Linked DNA regions of Homo sapiens: regions 2, 3 and 4 are each linked to region 1. A link is an interaction called in ENCODE POLR2A ChIA-PET data of the cell type or tissue named here. Cell type or tissue: GM12878. All regions are shown on one strand.

Region 1 (5,000 bases):
ATATTGAGCCACTGCATTCCAGCCTGAGCAACAAAGCAAGACATTGTCTCAAAAAACAAAAAAAACCCACTGTAACAGAAATGATGAATGTCTGTGATGGGCTCATCAATAGACTGGACATGGCCAAAGAACATGGTGCGCTTGAAGAAATGTCAACAGAAATTTCCAAAGCTGAAATGCAATGAGAAAAAAAAATGAAAAAGAACAGAATATCCAAGAATTGTAGGACAATTATAGAAGCTGTAGCATACACATAATCAGAATGGCAGAGAAGAAAATAAAGGAACATAAGAAATGTGGCAATAATGACTGAGAATTTCCCCCAAATTAATGACAGACACAAAACACAGATCCAGGAAGCTCAGAGAGCAGCAAGCAGGATAAATACAAAAAACAAAAAATGAAGATAGACTGGGCTGGGCAACACAGAGAGACACCCCTTCTCTACAAAACATATTTTTCTTTTTTTTTTTTTTTGTAGAGTCAGGGTCTCACTGTATTGCCCAGGCTGGTCTCAAACTCCTGGCCTCAAGTGATCCTCCCACTTCAGCCTCCCAAAGTTCTGGGATTACAGGCATGAGCCACCACACCCACCAAAAAAGATTTTTTAAAAAATTAGCCAGGGACTGCGTGCAGTGGCTCACGCCTGCGATCCCAACACTTTCGGAAGCCGAGGTGGGAAGATCGCTTGAGTCCAGGAATTCGAGACCAGCCTGGGCAACAAAGACTTGTCTCTACAAAAAATAGAAAAAAATGAGCCAGGCATGGTGGTGCATGCCTGTAGCCCCAGTTACTTTGGAGGCTGAGGCAGGAGGATCACTTAAGCCCAGGAGGCAGAGGTTGCAGTGAGCCAAGATCACTGCACTCCACCCTGAGCAACAGAGCGAGACTGTCTCCCCACCTCAAAAAAAAAAAAAGAGCCGAGCGCGGTGGCTCACGCCTTGTAATCCCAGCACTTTGGGAGGCCGAGGCGAGCGGATCACGAGGTCAGGAGATCCAGACCACGGTGAAACCCCGTCTCTACTAAAAATACAAAAAAGCCGGGCGCGGTGGTGGGCGCCTGTAGTCCCAGCTACTCGGGAGGCTGAGGCAGGAGAATGGCGTGAACCCAGGAGGCGGAGCTTGCAGTGAGCTGAGATCGCGCCACTGCACTTCAGCCTGGGCGACAGAGCGAGACTCCGTCTCAAAAAAAAAAAAAAGTAAAACAACAGAAGTTCATATCTACATAAGAAAGAAAGAACATTAGAGAAGGAATAAATAAAGGGAAAAAGGAAGATAACTAGAATTTCACACATATCCAATTTGGGGTACTTTGGGACTGGGTGTTTCTTGGGCAGTCGAATGTGCGGATCAGCTGAGACTGATCCGGGGCGGAGACAAGGATGTGTGAACCATTATCTCTGGGAATGGAAGACATGGGCTAAAGACGGAGCAGTTTCACTAAATCCTTGTAAGGTGGTCAAGGCAGGCAACTAATCCAGCCAACAATTAAGGAGTGTAAGCTGTGTGTTAGGTTCTGTGCTTGCTGATGGAAATGAGAGGCACCAGGAAGCCTGTGGAAGAGACAGTCAAGGAGAGCAGTCAATTACATTAGGGGGCTGACAAGTTCAGTGCACAACAGAATCCTAAAACAAGAAACTAATTTGTGTGTGTGTGTGAGACCCCGTCTCACTCTATCACTCAGGCTGGAGTGCAGTCACTGAAGCCTCAACCTCCCTGGCTCAAACAATCCTCCCAACTCAGCCTCCTGAGTAGCTGGGACTACAGGCGTGCCACTACGCCCGGCTAGTTTTTTTGATTTTCAGTAGAGACAGGTTATCGCCATGTGATCCAGTCTGGTCTGGAACTCCTGGGCTCAAGCGGATCGATCCTCCCCTCTCGGCCTCTCAGAGTGCTGGGATTACAGGTGTGAGTCACCGTGCCCCCAGCCTGTATTCTATTTCTTCTTCTTCCTCTTTTTTTTTTTTTTTTTTTCTTTGAGAGAGATTCTCCCTCTGTCGCCCAGGCTGGAATGCAGAGGCAAGATCGCGGCTCACTGCCACCTCCCGTCTACTGGGTTCAAGCGATTCTCCTGCCTCGGCCTCCCGAGTAGCTGGGATTACAGGCGCCTGCCACCACGCCCAGCTAATTTTTGTACTTTTAGCAGAGAAGGGGTTTCACCATGTCGCCCAGGCTTGTCTGGAGCTCCTGGGCTCAAGTGACCCTCCTGCCTCGGCCTCTCAAAGCGCTGGGATTAGACACAAGCCACCACGCCCAGCCTGTATTTTATTTTTTAAGGGCGGGCGCCCTCTTCTGTTTTATAAAAGGAACAGTCGAATTCCTACTGGAAGCGACGCGCGCAGAGGGGAAGGCTTTGTAGACGCCGGCTCGGGTCTGGAATTTAAAGAACTAAATTTCGATGGGTGAAGACAGTGGGAAAGGGCGGTGGCATGATCCTCGTTTTACAGACTAGGAAGTCGAGCCTCACGGGAGTGACGGGGCTTCTCCGCAGGCTCCGCGAAGAAAGCAAGGCTGGGAGGACCCAGACGAACGGCCACAACAGCCTCAGCGGCCACGACAGCCTCAGCCGCCAACTCATGTCAGCCGGCAGAGAGTGCAGGAAGCGGGCAGCTACAGCTCCGCTGGGGCGTGGCCTTCTGACGCACCGTCACGGTTCCCTCTGTGGCCGCCCATTGGCTCCCTCTTACCGCCCTTTTCCGGGGCAAGGGAAGCTAGTAGCGGAGCCGGAAGTGAGGCACCCTCGGGCTCGAGACAGCGGCGACGTTTAAAGCTGAGCGACCCAGTGCCACTGGAGACGGTCAGCTTCTCCACTCAGGCTCCTCCAGCCCGAGCCAGAAGACCCCCTCCCCCAGAATTCTGGGGGCCGATGGAAGGGAGCCGAGTCAGATCGCGAGGTACCCAGAGCCGACAGACCGGAGCGACAGGGAGTTGCCAGAAGCCCCGCCCCTAGGAGTGATCGGAAAGCCTCACCCATCCGGGTGAGGAACCCGGAGGGACCGCCTCCGGGCGGAGCCCGCCGACCATGGCTACGCCCCTGGTGGCGGGTCCCGCAGCTCTACGCTTCGCCGCCGCGGCTAGCTGGCAGGTTGTGCGCGGACGCTGCGTGGAACATTTTCCGCGAGTACTGGAGTTTCTGCGATCTCTGCGCGCTGTTGCCCCTGGCTTGGTTCGCTACCGGCACCACGAACGCCTTTGTATGGGCCTAAAGGCCAAGGTATTGGAGCAAGTAGGACCTGGAAGGGGAAAGAAAGAAAGGGGCGGGATGCGAGCACCTGACAAGGGCCCACAGCTTGGGGATGAGACTAGTTGGAAAAGGTCAGCTTGCCCCGAAGTGGGGATTCTGAATTCAGTACCGTACAGGTGGTGGTGGAGCTGATCCTGCAGGGCCGGCCTTGGGCCCAAGTCCTGAAAGCCCTGAATCACCACTTTCCAGAATCTGGACCTATAGTGCGGGATCCCAAGGCTGTGAGTAATCCCCGGAACAAGCCCTGACCCCAGTTACACTTGGTGCAGCAAAGTTGCTCCTCCTGTCTACTGGATGTTGGTGCTAACTTCTCTGTCTTCTGTATCCTCAACAGACAAAGCAGGATCTGAGGAAGATTTTGGAGGCACAGGAAACTTTTTACCAGCAGGTGAAGCAGCTGTCAGAGGCTCCTGTGGATTTGGCCTCGAAGCTGCAGGTGAGACTGGTTTGAAGGCTATTATGTGGCTATTTTCTCTAACCCATTTTTTTTTTTTTTTGAGGAATCTTGCTCTGTCGCCCAGGCTGGAGTGCAGTGGCACAATCTCGGCTCACTGCAACCTCTGCCTCCCGGGTTCAAGCGATTCTCCTGCCTCAGCCTCCCGAGTAGCTGGGATTACAAATGCCCAGCTAATTTTTGTATTTTAGTAGAGATGGGGTTTCACCATGTTGGCCAGGCTGGTCTCGAACTCCTGACCTCAAGTGATCCGCCCACCTCGGCCTCCCAAATGGCCAGGATTACAGGCGTGAGCCACCGTGCCTGGCCACTAACCCACTTTTGACCTAATCTCCCCTGCTGTAGGAACTTGAACAAGAGTATGGGGAACCCTTTCTGGCTGCCATGGAAAAGCTGCTTTTTGAGTACTTGTGTCAGCTGGAGAAAGCACTGCCTACACCGCAGGCACAGCAGGTTTCGCTGGGGCAAAACATGTAAGGGCAGAGTGTGGGGTGGCTGTTTCAAGGATTGTGGTCTTCATACCTCTGTCCCTGCCCACAGCTTCAGGATGTGCTGAGTTGGATGCAGCCTGGAGTCTCTATCACCTCTTCTCTTGCCTGGAGACAATATGGTGTGGACATGGGGTGGCTGCTTCCAGGTACTAGGAATTTGGAGGTGTAGTGTTTAGCCTGAGACCTTTTGAGGCAGTCCACTGGAATAGTTCCATGGGCTCCGGGCATAAGAAACCAGTTATTCTGTTACTATCTGTTCTCTTTATAAGGGGCCTCATTTTCTTTTTCAGAGTGCTCTGTTACTGACTCAGTGAACCTGGCTGAGCCCATGGAACAGAATCCTCCTCAGCAACAAAGACTAGCACTCCACAATCCCCTGCCAAAAGCCAAGCCTGGCACACATCTTCCTCAGGGACCATCTTCAAGGACGCACCCAGAACCTCTAGCTGGCCGACACTTCAATCTGGCCCCTCTAGGCCGACGAAGAGTTCAGTCCCAATGGGCCTCCACTAGGGGAGGCCATAAGGAGCGCCCCACAGTCATGCTGTTTCCCTTTAGGAATCTCGGCTCACCAACCCAGGTCATATCTAAGCCTGAGAGCAAGGAAGAACATGCGATATACACAGCAGACCTAGCCATGGGCACAAGAGCAGCCTCCACTGGGAAGTCTAAGAGTCCATGCCAGACCCTGGGGGGAAGGGCTCTGAAGGAGAACCCAGTTGACTTGCCTGCCACAGAGCAAAAGGAGTGAGTGGAACAGAGTTGCTTCTTACTAGGAGCACATTCTTTGCCTGCCTTCCCTTCATCCTAT
Region 2 (5,000 bases), 89 kb before region 1:
CTACTACAGCCTGAGCCAGCAGTACCCGCTGCTGCTGCTGCTGCTGGGGATCGTGCTCTGTGCGCTCGCGGCGCTGCTCGCAGTGGCCTGGGCCAGCGGCAGGGTGAGCCGAGCCTCTGCTGCGGGAGGGTCTCTACCTGGGGAGCATTTTCGGGGTTGGGGTTTGTGGGGTCTTCTTTTCGATGTGTTTTCGTTGCTGGGAGCAGAGAAAGAAAGGACCATTGAGCCTGGCTAGGAACTGCAGTGACCCTGGGCAAGTCACTCTACCCTTCTGGGTCTGCTCAGGGAGAAAGCTGAGTCCTGGATGCTTCTCGTTTCTGTCCGGGTTCTGACAGACTTTATGAACATCCGTGGTCTACGGGTTCTACAATAAATCCATCACCGGATTTTCCAGTTTTCCAAAGGGGAAATTCTAGGAGGCCCCTGGGGAATTCATTTCCTGCCTTTCTCTCCCTCTTAGGGGATGTAGAGCAGTTGTACCCACAGACTCCCAGAAGGCACCCTCCACCGGGCTCTCACTGAGTCCCAAAGTAAACCCATGTCCAGTTTCTGTTTGGGGAGGAAGAAGGTCTTCAATCCAATTCTAGAAATGGCCTGCCCCTGGTTTTCTTTTCACTGCTTGGAGGCAAGGTGGGAAAATCACCGGGCGCGGCCAATCCTTGCTGGTCCACGCCTAAATCCGGGAAGAGGTGGGGACAAAATGCTGGGACGGCTGTGCAGCTTCTGCTTGGAGTTGAGGCAGGTGGCGAGATCGCAGCCCTGGTGGCCAGGGAGGTGCGGGACGCCGCGGGTCCTGGCGCCCCCTGCTGCTCGAGCGCTGCCTCGCGCCGCCCTTCAAGCTGCCGGCCGCGGTCCCCGGCTCCGGGAATCTCCCGAGCAAATTGGCCAGATTTGGAGACATTCATTCCGAAGTGCCTCCTTGTGAGCTTGGATCTATCTTTCACTTGCTTCATGACGCTTTGGTTCCCGTTTGACAGATAAGAAAACTGAGGCTCAGAAACAAATAGGGGATGGGAGCCAGATCTTCTGGGTAGCTGTCCCAGCAAGATAATAGGTTGGACAACAGGAGGCTGGGCGCTGTGGCTCACGCCTGTAATCCCAGCACTTTGGGAGGCCAAGGCGGGAGATCGTTTGAGCCCAGGAGCTCGAGACCAGCCTGGGCAACTTGGCGAGACCCTGTCTTCTACTAAAAATACAAAAAAAAAAAAATTAGCTGGGCGTGGTGGCGGGAGCCTGTAATCCCAGCTACTCGGGAGGCTGAGGCATGAGAATCACTTGAACCCGGGAGGCAGAGGTTGCAGTAAGCCGAGATCGCGCCACTGAACTCCAGCCTGGGCGACAGAGCAAGACTCTGTCTCAAAAAACAAACCAACCAACCAACAAAAACCATACGAGACTGCTGAGTCTAGATAAAAGCAGTAGGACACAAGCAATTTCAAATGGTTCAACCTAAAGTGAATGGCAAGCGGAGGTGCCTTGCCTCCTTTTCGTACTTAGGCTTGAGACACCTTTCAGAACTGGGCTGAGGGGCTGGGCTGCTGGCTTTTCCTTTATCAGGTTCGTTCCTTCTCCCTGTCACAATCTTGCCTCACACACCCCTGCCCACAGGAGCTGACCTCAGACCCGAGCTTCCTGACCACTGTGCTGTGCGCGCTGGGCGGCTTCTCGCTGCTGCTGGGCCTCGCTTCCCGGGAGCAGCGACTGCAGCGCTGGACGCGTCCCCTGTCCGGCTTGGTATGGGTCGCGCTGCTAGCGCTAGGCCACGCCTTCCTGTTCACCGGGGGCGTGGTGAGCGCCTGGGACCAGGTGAGAGGGGCGGCAGGCGGGGCAGCGGGGACGGCCCGGGCTTCGATCCCTCACCAGGCCTTGAATAGCCCCACTTGGGCCTTCGGCTTCCCGCGCCCCGCCCCCAGGTGTCCTATTTTCTCTTCGTCATCTTCACGGCGTATGCCATGCTGCCCTTGGGCATGCGGGACGCCGCCGTCGCGGGCCTCGCCTCCTCACTCTCGCATCTGCTGGTCCTCGGGCTGTATCTTGGGCCACAGCCGGACTCACGGCCTGCACTGCTGCCGCAGGTGAGCACGCAAGTAGCACAGGCTGCGCTCAGGACGGCTCTGCCACGTGCTAGTAGGCTCCTTTTAGGGGGTTGTTGAGCTGTGACTCCAAGTCAAGGTGCAACGCTGGGCGCAGGATACCCAACCGTGCTTTCGCAGAGCTGGTACAACAGTGTGATGCAATGCCTGCTGTTACCAGAAGAGGGATCCAGGCCACACGGAAGGGAGTCGTGTCGTGGTTTACCCCGGGGACAACAGATGTGGTTAATGAAACCTTGACAGAGAATGAAAAAAAAAAAAAAAAAGTTTTGTGCGATGGGAGTGGGTAGCGACAGTGGAGTGGTATTCCAAGCACAAGAAACCTACCTGCAAACGTTTCCAGACCTAAGAGGTCGTGTTGGTGAAGCAGCCGAGAGTCTGGAGGAGGGAGCATCTGGGAAGGGAAACGTCCCTAGGGATGCCACAGTGTGGCACCACTTGTCCCACAATAGTTAGGTCCCTCACTGTAAAGCCCAGTCTTCCCCAGCCAGTCTTTGAGACCAACTCCAACTACACACGACAAGCACCCGGGTCCCGCGCCCTCTGAGGCTGGCCTTCACCCACAGTTGGCAGCAAACGCAGTGCTGTTCCTGTGCGGGAACGTGGCAGGAGTGTACCACAAGGCGCTGATGGAGCGCGCCCTGCGGGCCACGTTCCGGGAGGCACTCAGCTCCCTGCACTCACGCCGGCGGCTGGACACCGAGAAGAAGCACCAGGTCAGCCGGGCCTAGGAAGGTCAGAGCAGCGCTCCGAGGGAGGAGTTGCTTAGATTACATAACGGGGCTCCTCCACAAGTTGAGTGACTCTGGGCAGGTTTCTTGACCTGTTTCCTCTTTTGTATAAAATGTGGGTATTGCCCATCTTAGAAGGTTGTGAGGCTCAAACAAACCAAAGCTTATAAAAAGCACTTTAGAGCATTATGATATTAAGTGAACTCCCATTCAGGTGTTGATACTGGGAGTTTAGTCACTAAAGGTGATCAGTGTAGGATGGAGTGCTGGGGCCCTGCTGTGTGCAGCGGGAGGACCTGGGGGAGCACCCTGGGGAGCACCTAGGATGGGCAGTGTGGGCTCCTGAGTGATTTGGGGGACAGGGCCTCCTGGCTTTAGGGTGCAGAAGAGTTGGTGTTCATGGTGACCTCTTCCAGGAACACCTTCTCTTGTCCATCCTTCCTGCCTACCTGGCCCGAGAGATGAAGGCAGAGATCATGGCACGGCTGCAGGCAGGACAGGGGTCACGGCCAGAGAGCACTAACAATTTCCACAGCCTCTATGTCAAGAGGCACCAGGGAGTCAGGTATGAGGAAGAATGGCTGGAGGGGAGGGGCCTGTGGGCTAAGACCCTGGCCCTGCTGACACAGTCTGCCCTATGCAGCGTGCTGTATGCTGACATCGTGGGCTTCACGCGGCTGGCCAGCGAGTGTTCCCCTAAGGAGCTGGTGCTCATGCTCAATGAGCTCTTTGGCAAGTTCGACCAGATTGCCAAGGTCAGAGAAGACTTCCCTCCCCACCCAGGGACCCTCAAACATCCCATCCTGGGTAGCCCCTTCCAAGGGAAACTCCCACCTTATAAGATCCCAGGCCCACTTCAGTGCATGCAGGCCCCCAGATATTCCAGTGGAAGGAGGAAACCCTCTCAAACATTCCCAGTCATGAAGCTGCTCACCACACACCTCAAACCTACAGAGATCCCTCAATATCGCCACAGATGTCCCAAGTACAATGCCCCAAACATGCTCAGAGCCCCCACATATGTGTCTCTGGACACTACAACCAAATCTATAGAGACGTTCTGATATTCTAACCTTAGGAGGCCCTTCCAAGAGAAATTTCTGCCCTATGCAACCTCAGCCCAGCAACCTGCTTAGACTCCAGGGATGCCTCCAAGCAACCAATTCTTGGATTCCCCCCAACCTCTCAATCCTGAGACCACTACCACGTACTCAACTCTGGGTACCCCCTTCAACATGCCAAAAGTGGAAAGAGCCACAGCCATCCAGCCCTTGGGGAAACTCTTCTGAGAAAGAGATCTGTATGAAAGACAGTTAGCCCCATATCAAGTGAAAGGAGTCCCTAGATCTGATCTAGACACTACCCCACCTTGGAAGTTCTTCAGGAATACCCCGCTCGCTGCCCACTTTTCCCAACTCCCTCCTACCCTTCTGACCTCTAACCAGGTTCCTCTGCACACCCACATACACACTCCCAGGAGCATGAATGCATGCGGATCAAGATCCTGGGGGACTGTTACTACTGTGTCTCTGGGCTGCCACTCTCACTGCCAGACCATGCCATCAACTGCGTGCGCATGGGCCTGGACATGTGCCGGGCCATCAGGTCAGCTCAGGCGGTGGTCAAGAGGAATGCTGAGGGTGGATGTGGGGGGCAGCAGGCAGCTGACAGAAGTCCTCTTTGTGAGAATCTGGGGTGTCTCACAGGCAGGGCTGAGGGTAGGACTCAGATTGTCCCACACACACACTGCTCAGGAAACTGCGGGCAGCCACTGGCGTGGACATCAACATGCGTGTGGGCGTGCACTCAGGCAGCGTACTGTGTGGAGTCATCGGGCTGCAGAAGTGGCAGTACGACGTTTGGTCACATGATGTCACACTGGCTAACCACATGGAGGCAGGCGGTGTACCAGGGTGAGACCTAGGGCCCTAGGCAGCTACAGCAGAAGGCCAACCAGGCCTACCACAGGCTGCCATCCTTTCATTAGTTCCTTAAGATAAGCACAAGATGAGTACCTTAAGATAAGTCCCATATGGGGCTTGGGAGATCCTAGGGTGCAGGGAGGGGAGCTGGGAGGCACCTCCTGTAACACAGGCTCTTTCTTGAAGTCAGACATCCAGGAACGATCTTTAAAAGACATGAGATGTTTGTCAGTTCTAGGAGCCATGGGGGTGAT
Region 3 (5,000 bases), 96 kb after region 1:
AGCAGGGACCAGGAGTGGAGCCTGGAGGGCAGGAGAGATGGAACATCTTTCCAAAAAAGACCAGGCTACATCTGAATCTGCTGTGGATGGGGGCAAATCACAAGACTACTTTTTAAACATCTGGACCCAAGGAAACAATTTTAATCTCTTTTAAAAAACAAAGAGGCCGGGCGTGGTGGCTCATGCAGGTAATCTTAGCACTTTGGGAGGCTGAGGTGGGTGGATCACTTGAGGTCAGGAGTTCCAGACCAGCCTGACCAACATGGAGAAACCCCATCTCTACCAAAAATACAAAATTAGCCGAGCGCGGTGGCGCATGCCTGTAATCCCAGCTACTCGGGAGGCTGAGGCAGGAGAATCGCTTGAACCCGGGAGGTGGAGGTTGCGGTGAGCGGAGATCGCACCATTGCACTCCAGCCTGGGCAACAAGAGCAAAACTCCGTCTCAAAACAAACAAACACAAAGGAAGATAACCAAGAAGACAGAGGAGCATCCCAAATTTCCATCAATATAGCTTCCTACCTGGTCCCCAATTTAGGACCAATAATACCTGGGACAGAGGGTGTGGTGAGGGGGCCAGGAGCAATCTCTCTCAATAGGGGGTCAAATTCTGAAAGCTGCAGCATCTGAAAAAGAAAGGGCAGGGAATGAATAAGGGTTTAGGGACACAGAGTCTCACAATTCCTGTTTCCTTTGTACACCAGCCCCTTTCCTGCCTTCCTTACATCATCTTCAACCTTGTCTTCCAACAGCTGCTCCAGTGCCTGCTGTCTTGGATGAGTATTCTGCAATAATACAGATAAAAACGGTTTCCAGCTAGACCCCTAGAACAAAGCCCTCCCTCTAAGCCCTGGTCCCTTAACATTCACAGAAGGAAAATCAGTACCCGGAGCTCCCAGAATGCTGAACTATGCCCATAGTTCAGCAGCACGGGGGTCCTCAAACTTACTTGAGTTAGGCTGGGCTCCCCAGCCCTGGTGCATAAGTCCATCAAGACTAGAGGAGCATCTCACCTGCAATAGCAGGCTGAGCTCTGTCCGAAGCAGCAGTACTTCCAGTGTGACTGTAGCAACCTGGTGCTCATCTGGCTCCTCCTGCCCTTCGGGGAAGCTCAACCCATCTGGTTGCTCCTCTGTGTAGCCATATAATCGCAGCACATCTCGGCCCCCCTGCCACACATTCAAACGAGTCACCACCCAGGAGGTTTCCTGCCTAGTAGGGCTGGACCCCTTCCCATTCAGCACAACCTCAGGCCTTTTCTAGCCAAACCCCAGCCCCCTCTCCCATAAGGCCAGGGGATTCACCTGCACAGCATCCACCGTGCTGCGAAAGACAGGGTTATTAAACTTGACACCACGCCAGTACCGAGGCCGCTGAGGGCTGAGAAGGTTGCGGCCGTATTTCTCCAGGATGTTCAGAGCCGTGGACAGGGTGTTGAGGTAGTTTCGGGGCTGGGAGCAAGGAGAGCAGAGAGGTGTGAGCGTGGCCTGGGCCTCAGGCCCTGGTGTCCCCCTTCCAAGCGGGGCCGGGCCTCACCTCCCCATGAGCGTTGCAGCGGACAAGGCGTGCGGCGTCCAGCTGCAGGTAGCGGGCGGCTAGCGGCAGAGAGCTGGCTAGTAGCGGCCGGAGCTGCTCCAGGGAAAACGCCTGCCCGGAATCCCTCCTCAGGGCGCTCGCCAGCTCCTCGCGGGCCACCAGGAAGGCCCGCTCCTCTTCCTCCCCCGGCATCCTGAGGCAGGAGTCAGCCCCAGCCTCGCCGCCCGCCAGGACCCGGCGCGGGCAGCGCGCGGCCCGAGCGCCGCCCCTCCCGTCTGGTGCCCGGCTTTGAGGCCCACCCCGGCCCACGCAGCCGCCCCAGGTCACTCAGACCACGGTCACTCTCCAGCCCCCGGCCCAGCGCCAGGGTTAGCCGAGAACAGGAAGTACTAGGAGAGAGGGTGGGACTGCGACCCAATTTCGGAGGAACGGGCGGGGCTTAAGGTTAAGGTTGGAGCGGTGTCAGGAAACCAGGGGGCGCGGCCAAGAGGGAGGGCCAGGTCCCAACCAATGAGAAGGCAAATGGCTCCTGGCTCCTCCCTCAGAGCGCGCCAGCATCTTCCCTCAGTCAAGCGCTCTTCCCCGCCTTCCCCCAATCTGGTTCCACCCCTTCCGGATAGCCGCAGGCGCGGGGTTATCCTATTCAGCTCAAAACCTTTCTTTTTCTAGCTGGACCAGTCCGGTACGCTCCGGGCCTCACCGAGGAAGTCCCACCCTGCAGGGGAACCGACTCTGGCCGGCCCTAACCCCTCTCGAGCGAGTCCCGCCCCATCTCCGGTCTGTCCTGAAGGCAGAGGGAAGACCCTCACCCAACCCCTGCCCGCTCTCTTCTAAGAGCTGCTAGTCCTTCTCCACCCCAGGCGCTCCCTCTGGCTGCCCCTCCCACTCGCTCTGATCTCTCTCCGTCCGCTACTTGCGGTCGAGCCTTCTTGGGGGAGCCCCGCCACTGAATACCCCCTTTGCCATACTCCCACCTCTCTTACCCCAACCCTGGACTTCCAGTTGGCCCTAGCTATAAGCCCCGCCCCTCTCCGAGGGACAGCCCCCGCTCCAGTCTCCGCGGTCCCACTTACCCTAGCCCCTCCCTCGGGCAGCCCCTGGACTGTGACCCAGCCAGCACCGCCTCTCCTAGTGGCAACTGGCTGGGAATGGCTGAGGGGCTACCTACTGCTTGCGGCCTGCCAGCGGGAGGAGGGGGGCGGAAAGAAGAAAGGGGGCGGGGTTGAGGGGGGCGGGCCTGGACCTGGGGAGTGAAAGCGAAAGCCCGGGCGACTAGCCGGGAGACCAGAGATCTAGCGACTGAAGCAGCATGGCCAAGCCGTGTGGGGTGCGCCTGAGCGGGGAAGCCCGCAAACAGGTAATGGGGAATCGGAGGCCAGGAAGGGGTCATAGAACCCTCTTGGGTGGAGGCCAAGCTGGGTGGTTCAGGGGACCAAGCAGTGCCAGAGAACTCCCCCAATCTCGCTAGTGCCTTCACTTCTCGGGGATTCCCAGATTCCTGCCTTCTGACTGCAGTGAGCAGGAGCTTCCAGGGAAAGCTAGTTTGTGGTGAGAAAGGCCTGAGCCACAGTTCGAGGGCACCCTGTTGTGGGTGGAAGCTTTTGACAACCCAGACCCTTAACCAACATCCGGGTACTGCTCTCTGTGTAGGTGGAGGTCTTCAGACAGAATCTTTTCCAGGAGGTAAGTCTCTGGATTTGAGCGATTTGACCCAGAATCTTGGACCAATACTTGAGGATAACAGCCTCTCAGAATGACCCCCCCAAGTCACCCTAGACTTAACCCTACTTCCCTTACCAAGCCTTCACCCAAAGTAACCCCGGAATTATTGATAGCTACCTTTAATCTGACCTTTCTTATGACTCTCCCGACTTCTGGCACTTCTCCCGTCTTTTGATGTGGAGGAAAAAAACCATGGCTTCCAAAGCAGGAATATCACAGTCCTAACCTTCGTTCTGCCATTTACCAGCTTGGGCAAGTCCTTTCATTTTCAGGTCTTCAGTTTCCTCATTTGCAAGTCTTGGACCCAGTGATTTCCAAAGGCCCTTCCAGTTCCATTTGTCAGACATCTCATTGAGCATATTCTGTGATTCCCCTCCCTTGCAATGTAACCCACAGGCTGAGGAATTCCTCTACAGATTCTTGCCACAGAAAATCATATACCTGAATCAGCTCTTGCAAGTGAGTAGTGTGGGCCCCTTCTGCCCCATCCTATGTCCTCTATCCCCTTTGCCCACCCTCTCTAGCTAACAACTGGATTCAGCATGCAGAGAATAGTTTCAAATAGTGGATTAGGAACATTAGGATGGCGTGAGGCATGAGCCTAGGTTGGGAGGCAGAGTGCAAGTGGGATGTATGGAGGGAAGGCTGTGACCTAGGATGAAGGGAAGAGGTTGGGCAGCCCTTGACAGTGAGCTCTGTGCAGGAGGACTCCCTCAATGTGGCTGACTTGACTTCCCTCCGGGCCCCACTGGACATCCCCATCCCAGACCCTCCACCCAAGGATGATGAGGTGAGGCACTCAGGGTGCAGGACTTGGACTATAAACCCAATGGAGAAGATAGCCCTTCAACCTCTGTGACTTTTCTAAAGCTACTTTCCCCCCTTTTTGCCTTAGATGGAAACAGATAAGCAGGAGAAGAAAGAAGGTAAGAGAGATAAGAGGTGACTAGGGAAGGGGTGATGGCACACTGACTACTGGATGAGAAAGGGCCTGAATCCCCTCTTTCTCACAGTCCATAAGTGTGGATTTCTCCCTGGGAATGAGAAAGTCCTGTCCCTGCTTGCCCTGGTTAAGCCAGAAGTCTGGACTCTCAAAGAGAAATGCATTCTGGTAAGCCTGGGAAATGGGGGAAGCAGAAAGAGAAGACACACAAGGTGAGGCCCTGGACTCCTCCGTAGATACAAGTCCTTCATACAGAGACCTAGTCCTGAAAAAGAAAACTTCCTTCTGTGCCTTGGGCTTAGATCCCCTTTGTTCTCCTCGTTCTGTTAGACCTCTCTTATCACAACGGTACCCCCAAAATTAGAGACTGTGCAGTATCCACTCTGTAACCTCAGAACCTACTGCTGTATTGGGTTCATAGTAGAGGTGGTATGATATAGTGAGTGAATTGTTTTAAAAGATTGGACCCTAGAGAGAGACTGCTTAGGTTCAAATCGTGATTCTATCAGTTACCTAGCTGGTAGCCTTAAGTAAGTCACTTAGACATTCTGTGACTCAGTTTTTTCATCTGTTAAATGGGTACAATAAATACATATCTCTGAAGGTTGCTGTGATGATTACATGAAATAAATACATGGCACAGTACCTGGTATGTAATAAGTACCCAATTAAATATAACTTTTTTTAGGAAGTGACAGTAATAGGAAGAACTCAGTATGTTTGTTGAATGATTCTTACATGATACCTCTTAACACAGGTGATTACATGGATCCAACACCTGATCCCCAAGATTGAAGAT
Region 4 (5,000 bases), 81 kb after region 1:
AATGCATGCATAGTCAAAGGTGGAAGACCTCAGGGGCACAGGGCACAGGAGAAAGTCAGAAATGCCACGTACCTGGCTCTGGAGGAAGCAGAAACTCCAGGGACCTCTGATCCCCTTGAAAGGGGGCCTCAGTTGTGTCTGTAACTGGAAGGGAAGCAAAGGCACTGGTCATTCAGAGTGGGACTGGGGAGTCTTGGGCCAGAGGGTGTGGCATGGGGGACGACACAAGAGGCAGGGCAGGTGGTACCTTCCTGTGGCTCAGGGCTGCTGCTGCTGCTGCTGCTCCCAATGTCTGAATGGACTGCTCCCCCACTGGCCCCCTCCTCCTCCTGCGGACACAGTGTCTTTTTATTTTTTTTCTCTTTTTTTGAGACAGAGTTTCACTCTTGTTGCCCAGGCTGGAGTGCAGTGGCGCGATCTCGGCTCACTGCTATCTCCGCCCCCCGGTTCAAGCGATTCTCCTGCCTCGGCCTCCTGAGTAGCTGGGATTACAGGCAGATGCCACAACGCACAGCTAATTTTTGTATTTTTAGTAGAGACGGGTTCTCACCATGTTGGTCGAGGCTGGTTTCGAACTTCTGACCTCACGTGATCTGCCAGCCTCGGCCTCCCAAGACACAGTGTCTTTCATTGGCCCACCTCTCCCTCTGGTTACTGTCCTGCCCTTAGGCCCACCCAGTTCCCTCTCCATCTCTTACATTATTGAGGGAGTCCTGGAGCACAGAGGGACTGAGTGTGCAGTTCTGCATGGCATCCTCTTCCTCCTTCCTCTCAGAGGACACAGAACTGTGCTGTCGCTTTGATGGTACTTTCTGAGTCCCTGGCTGGCCTGTGGAATTGTTGAGGGACAGAGAAAGGTCAGGGTCTTGAGCAAGGACAGAGGGTGAAGGAGAGGTCTGAGGCAGTGAAGGATGGGCAGGTCTAGGAAGGGAAACCTGGGTTGCAGCCCCCCAAGGGCATGGACAGGGCAGAGCTATAAGCCTGGGGGAAGCCTGCACATCTATCCTTCCTCCCCAGTCTGCTGAGTCTAGCAGTGGTTGGACAAGGGGAAACTCACCAGAGACGATTCCTGGTGGCAGCAACTGATACACCTTGTAGGGCTCAGCAACATCCATGCGGCCCCTCTCAGGAACCTCCTTAAATTCAGAACTCTTGTTGAGTGCACAGCGCAGGCGAGTCTTCCAGACAGCTGGACCTCCTGTGTCCCCCTCCTTATACTTTCCCTTAAATATTGCCCAGGCCTAGGAAAGAAAGCAAGGGAAGAAGAGGCAGTGTGTTACAGGCTCCACCTGCCCCTCCAATAGGACTGGCTTTACAGGCGTGCAGCTCTGAGCTCAGAAGGGATTATGCAGGGTCTGTGCTCTGCGTTGCCATCTTGAAATCCTTGGAAATTTTTTTTTTTTTTTTTTGAGACAGAGTCTCACTCTGTCACCAGGCTGGAGTGCAGTGGTGCGATCTCGACTCACTACAACTCCACCTCCCTGGTTCAAGCGATTCTCCTGCCTCAGTCTCCCGAGTAGCTGGGACTACAGGCATGCACCGCTAGGCCCAGCTAAGTTTTGTATTTTTAGTAGAGACAGGGTTTCACCATGTTGGCCAGGCTGGTCTTGATCTCTTGACCTCGTGATCCACCCACCTTGGCCTCCCGAAGTGCTGGGATTACAGGCGTGAGCCACCGTGCCTGGCCAATATCCCTAAAATTTTTGAACAAGGCCTCCACATTTTCATTTTGTACTGGACTCTGCAAATGATGCAGCTAGTTTTCCTCTCCAATCTGTCCCTTATCTGAAACCCAGGCAGACGCAAGTGCTCGAGGATGAGTGTACCAGTGTGTATACACCATCCCACACACAGAGGAACAGTGGTTTCCAGGCCCTTTCACCTTGAAGAAGGCAGCATCCTGGTCCTCCCGGAAGTCCTGCTTGCCTGCATGTTTCCAGGGAATCCGGAACATGGTCTTAGCTGTATCATCCCAGCACACTCCGGGAAACTGCCCACTCTCCACTTGCTCCACCACCCAGTTCCGGAGTTTTCGGGTGCAGCGTGCCCTGCCTGATGCCATCCTGGGGGATAATAGGAGCAGGATGCATCAGAACTGACACTTTGGGAGGGAACATCTCCTGAGACCCTGGCCATTGAGACTAGATTCTGGCAACAGGTCCCAGAGATCCCATCCATCTTCTTTTAGCTCCAAACACATTTCAACACTCTATGGGACAGAATTGTTTCCTTTCTGCCATCACTAGCAGTGACAAACAACAACAACAACAACAAAACCCCCCAAAACATTGTTTTTAGCACTCTAAGCTGTGATACCTGGAAGGAAACCTTGGGCACTGGTCTTAATTTTAGGACTTTTCAGAGATGTATTGTTTACAAAAGAATTCCTTTGGTGATCGTTCCTGGTGACAGGCCCTGTCTAGATTCCCGAGCATCAGCAGAGGTAGGTTCTGCTGAGATCCATCAGGCTCTTCACCCACCGCCCCACAGCCTACACAACCTAGCCTGACCCCCACCCCCTGCCGGCCCCAGGAGTAGGTGGGGCAGGAAGTAGGGGTGGGGTTGGAGCTGCAGCAGAAGTGGGCAGGGCCAGATGGCAAGGAAACAAATGGTCCACTGAGGCTGGGGCCAGGAGCCTTCTTCCTTGAACAATCCAGCAGTAGGTCCTCCTGACCTTTGCCTACAAGGGTCTGGGGAGCTGGCCCTTGTCAGTCTCACTCTCAGGCTGAATCTCCCACTTCCTGACTTAAGAGATCTTCTGTCTATCCCTCAGTCTAACAGAGCGACCCCTAGGACCCCCTGCCCTCAATCTGGCTGGACTTTCTAGCCCTAGATCCCAGGCTGACTCCCATCCTTGGCTGATCTTACCTGAGTTGCTGTCCAGGCTGTCGCAGGGCTCAGACGACCTCAGCTTAACTCCTGGCTGGGCGGCTGATCTCTCCGCCCCTTTCTACAGTCCCCACCCTAAGTTTCAGTTCTCCTCCAGGGAGGGCCTTTTCCCAGAAATCACGTGGTCTGAGTTGCAGGGAACTGGCGGCCACTAGAGGGCAGCAGCATCTGAGCATCTCACTATCAGGATGCCACTGTCGCAGCAGGGGGGCCCTGCCCTGCTGGCTCAGCTCCAGCCTGGCTCATTCCCCTGCCTCCCTCAGATACTCTTGCTTCTATCTGACCTCTGGGTGACACCGTGGCTTCCCCAGGGAGGCCAGTTTCCTGGAGTCAGGCCTGGGACCTCTGGACTGCTGTGTACACCTGTGCATCTGCATTCCCCCACAGTGCCCACCTGATACATATTGGGTGACTTCAAATACCAGTCAAATTCTATGAAAGGAAAAAAGGAGGCAGGGAGGGAGGAAGCCCAGGCCAGGCTGCTGGATGGGGAGGGCCTCCCTTGACCATCCAGGGTGTCAACTCCTTCCTGGTCCTGAGTCCAGGGAGGGTCAGGCACTAGGTTGCAGGGGGCCCTTTTCAGCAAAGCTCTGTTCACCCCGCTCTTTCCCTGGTGCCCCTAGATGGTGGCACCAGGAAGAAGGACCACCAAGAAGCCTGGGTGGTAAGATGCCTCTTTATTGGTGCTGGAGCTGTTCCTGAGGGAGCAGGCCATGGGACCCTCATCGGGACCCTTGCCCTCAGCTACTTCCGCCTGCGGGGGATACTCTGTCCCAAGGGTACCTCTTCTGTCAGCTTCTGCAGAAGGAGAGAGAAGGTAATGATATTGGAAGCCTGGAGCTCAGACACAGTCAGCACCAGGTGACTTCTGTAGGGTGGGTTAAGAGATGAGGCTGGGTGGAGGCTATACCTGTAACAAGCGGGCCTGGTAAGCAGGGGGATCCTCTCCAGCCAAAGGCTGGGGGCGTACGTGCAGGTAGCGCTCAGTGGCCGTCTCCAGCTCTTCCACCTCATACAAGGTGGCTGGGTCCAGCGAGTGGGCATTGATGAGGCTCACAAGATACTCTTTGTAGTGTGCCCTGGGGAGAAAAGGGAGCAGAATATTTGTTGTGTTGGCTAATATTAACTGAGTGTGTCTAACATAGCTGGACTCTGAGACACCTGGACGAACAAGATTAACAACCCACCTGTGCCCACACTGCCTGCTACTATCTACCCATGCCCTTGCCCAGAAAGCCTCCTCCCTCCCACCCACTGCAAGACCTACTGCTCCCAAGGACCCATTTTACTGCCTGGGCATGCCCTCACCACTTCTACCCACTGCCCAACACCATGCCCATGTCCTGCTGGCACTCACTGGCACAGGCCGGCATAGCCAGCTGGAGTTTCCTTGCCACAAGCTTCGTCCCTGAGCCCATTGGGAACCTCCTTCTGCTCTATCACTCGGCAGCCGCCTAAAGGTGAGGGAAGAAGGGAGCCTCTGTTGGGAGGCCAATGACCACAAAGCTCCAGAACTGGGATATCCACAAGGCAGGGAAGGCAGCCTCCAAGGAAGGGACCGAGCACAGCAACTCCTGCTTTCCCAGTGGTGCTGGTGGGTACTCAGAGGTGCCGTCAACGGCAGACCATCTGATACAGAGGCAGGGACCTTGTCCCTACTTTTATCCAAGCTGGCTTTTGGCTCATAAACACATACCCTCTTGAGATAGTGTTTTTTTTTTTTTTTTTTTTTTGGTTGTTATTTATCTCTTGACTAGTTAACTTATTATCGGAAGATCTTACCTCTTTTTTTTATTTTTATTTTTTAAATAGAGACAGGGTCTCACTATGTTGTTTGGGCTGGTCTCAAACTCCTGGGCTCAAGTAATCCTCTTGCCTTAGCCTCCCAAAGTGCTGGGATTATGGGTGTGAGCCACCACCACTCCTGGCTATTGGCTACCTCTGGTTTTTTTTTTTTTTTTTTTTGAGATGGAGTTTCACTCTTGTTGCCCAGGCTGGACTGGAGTGCAATGGCGCAATCTTGGCTCACTGCAATCTCCACCTCCCGGGTTCAAGTGATTCTCCTGCCTCAGCCACCCGAGTAGGTGGGATTACAGGTGCCTGCCACCACA

What was found. Peaks named below come from ENCODE experiments on the same cell type or tissue, not always from the same donor. Only the 100,000 strongest peaks of a DNase experiment are listed, where the experiment ranks them.
Region 2: POLR2A ChIA-PET joins it to region 1 with 10 read pairs; 18 of 35 experiments call an interaction of 5 or more read pairs at or near these places.
Region 3: POLR2A ChIA-PET joins it to region 1 with 12 read pairs; 21 of 35 experiments call an interaction of 5 or more read pairs at or near these places.
Region 4: POLR2A ChIA-PET joins it to region 1 with 14 read pairs; 14 of 35 experiments call an interaction of 5 or more read pairs at or near these places.

The regions. Positions count from the first base shown.
Region 1 is chr14:24,240,355-24,245,354 of GRCh38, reverse strand. It overlaps TINF2 (TERF1 interacting nuclear factor 2), which reads left to right and starts at 2,732. Exons shown (of 9, transcript NM_001099274.3): 1 at 2,732-3,214; 2 at 3,361-3,465; 3 at 3,579-3,680; 4 at 4,044-4,151; 5 at 4,239-4,335; 6 at 4,480-4,936. The coding sequence starts at 3,023. RefSeq lists a silencer at 1,798-2,092 and enhancers at 2,284-2,583, 2,754-3,013, 3,084-3,303, 3,964-4,493. In GM12878, CTCF peaks have their summits at 2,296 (motif pointing left) and 3,043; DNase peaks (open chromatin) are centred at 2,304 and 2,674; H3K4me3 peaks cover 3,388 bases; H3K27ac peaks cover 2,354 bases.
Region 2 is chr14:24,329,597-24,334,596 of GRCh38, reverse strand. ADCY4 (adenylate cyclase 4) reads left to right here. Exons shown (of 25, transcript NM_001198568.2): 1 at 1-103; 2 at 1,609-1,806; 3 at 1,914-2,075; 4 at 2,660-2,809; 5 at 3,241-3,389; 6 at 3,468-3,579; 7 at 4,302-4,429; 8 at 4,579-4,737. Among named protein-coding and RNA genes, the nearest start is that of ADCY4, 3.0 kb to the left of the region's middle. RefSeq lists silencers at 1-129, 790-889. In GM12878, CTCF peaks have their summits at 810 (motif pointing left) and 2,254 (motif pointing right); a DNase peak (open chromatin) is centred at 2,266; H3K4me3 peaks cover 940 bases.
Region 3 is chr14:24,144,427-24,149,426 of GRCh38, reverse strand. It overlaps PSME2 (proteasome activator subunit 2), which reads left to right and starts at 2,817. Exons shown (of 11, transcript NM_002818.3): 1 at 2,817-2,893; 2 at 3,187-3,219; 3 at 3,655-3,717; 4 at 3,962-4,048; 5 at 4,154-4,184; 6 at 4,272-4,369; 7 at 4,959-5,000. The coding sequence starts at 2,846. RNF31 (ring finger protein 31) reads right to left here and starts at 1,929. Exons shown (of 21, transcript NM_017999.5): 1 at 1,537-1,929; 2 at 1,305-1,451; 3 at 1,014-1,169; 4 at 726-785; 5 at 551-626; 6 at 1-21. The coding sequence starts at 1,728. RefSeq lists silencers at 1,662-1,891, 1,922-2,011, 2,712-2,771 and enhancers at 1,853-2,147, 1,694-2,194, 2,332-2,401. In GM12878, no CTCF peak of the experiment used is centred here; DNase peaks (open chromatin) are centred at 2,006 and 2,616; H3K4me3 peaks cover 5,000 bases; H3K27ac peaks cover 3,579 bases.
Region 4 is chr14:24,159,207-24,164,206 of GRCh38, reverse strand. RNF31 (ring finger protein 31) reads right to left here. Exons shown (of 21, transcript NM_017999.5): 19 at 4,247-4,343; 20 at 3,800-3,968; 21 at 3,552-3,687. The coding sequence ends at 3,634. IRF9 (interferon regulatory factor 9) reads right to left here and starts at 2,942. Exons shown (of 9, transcript NM_006084.5): 1 at 2,869-2,942; 2 at 1,883-2,063; 3 at 1,058-1,241; 4 at 699-829; 5 at 248-329; 6 at 73-144. The coding sequence starts at 2,062. RefSeq lists enhancers at 1,777-1,836, 2,826-3,215. In GM12878, a CTCF peak has its summit at 3,040 (motif pointing right); DNase peaks (open chromatin) are centred at 2,616 and 3,026; H3K4me3 peaks cover 2,973 bases; H3K27ac peaks cover 3,798 bases.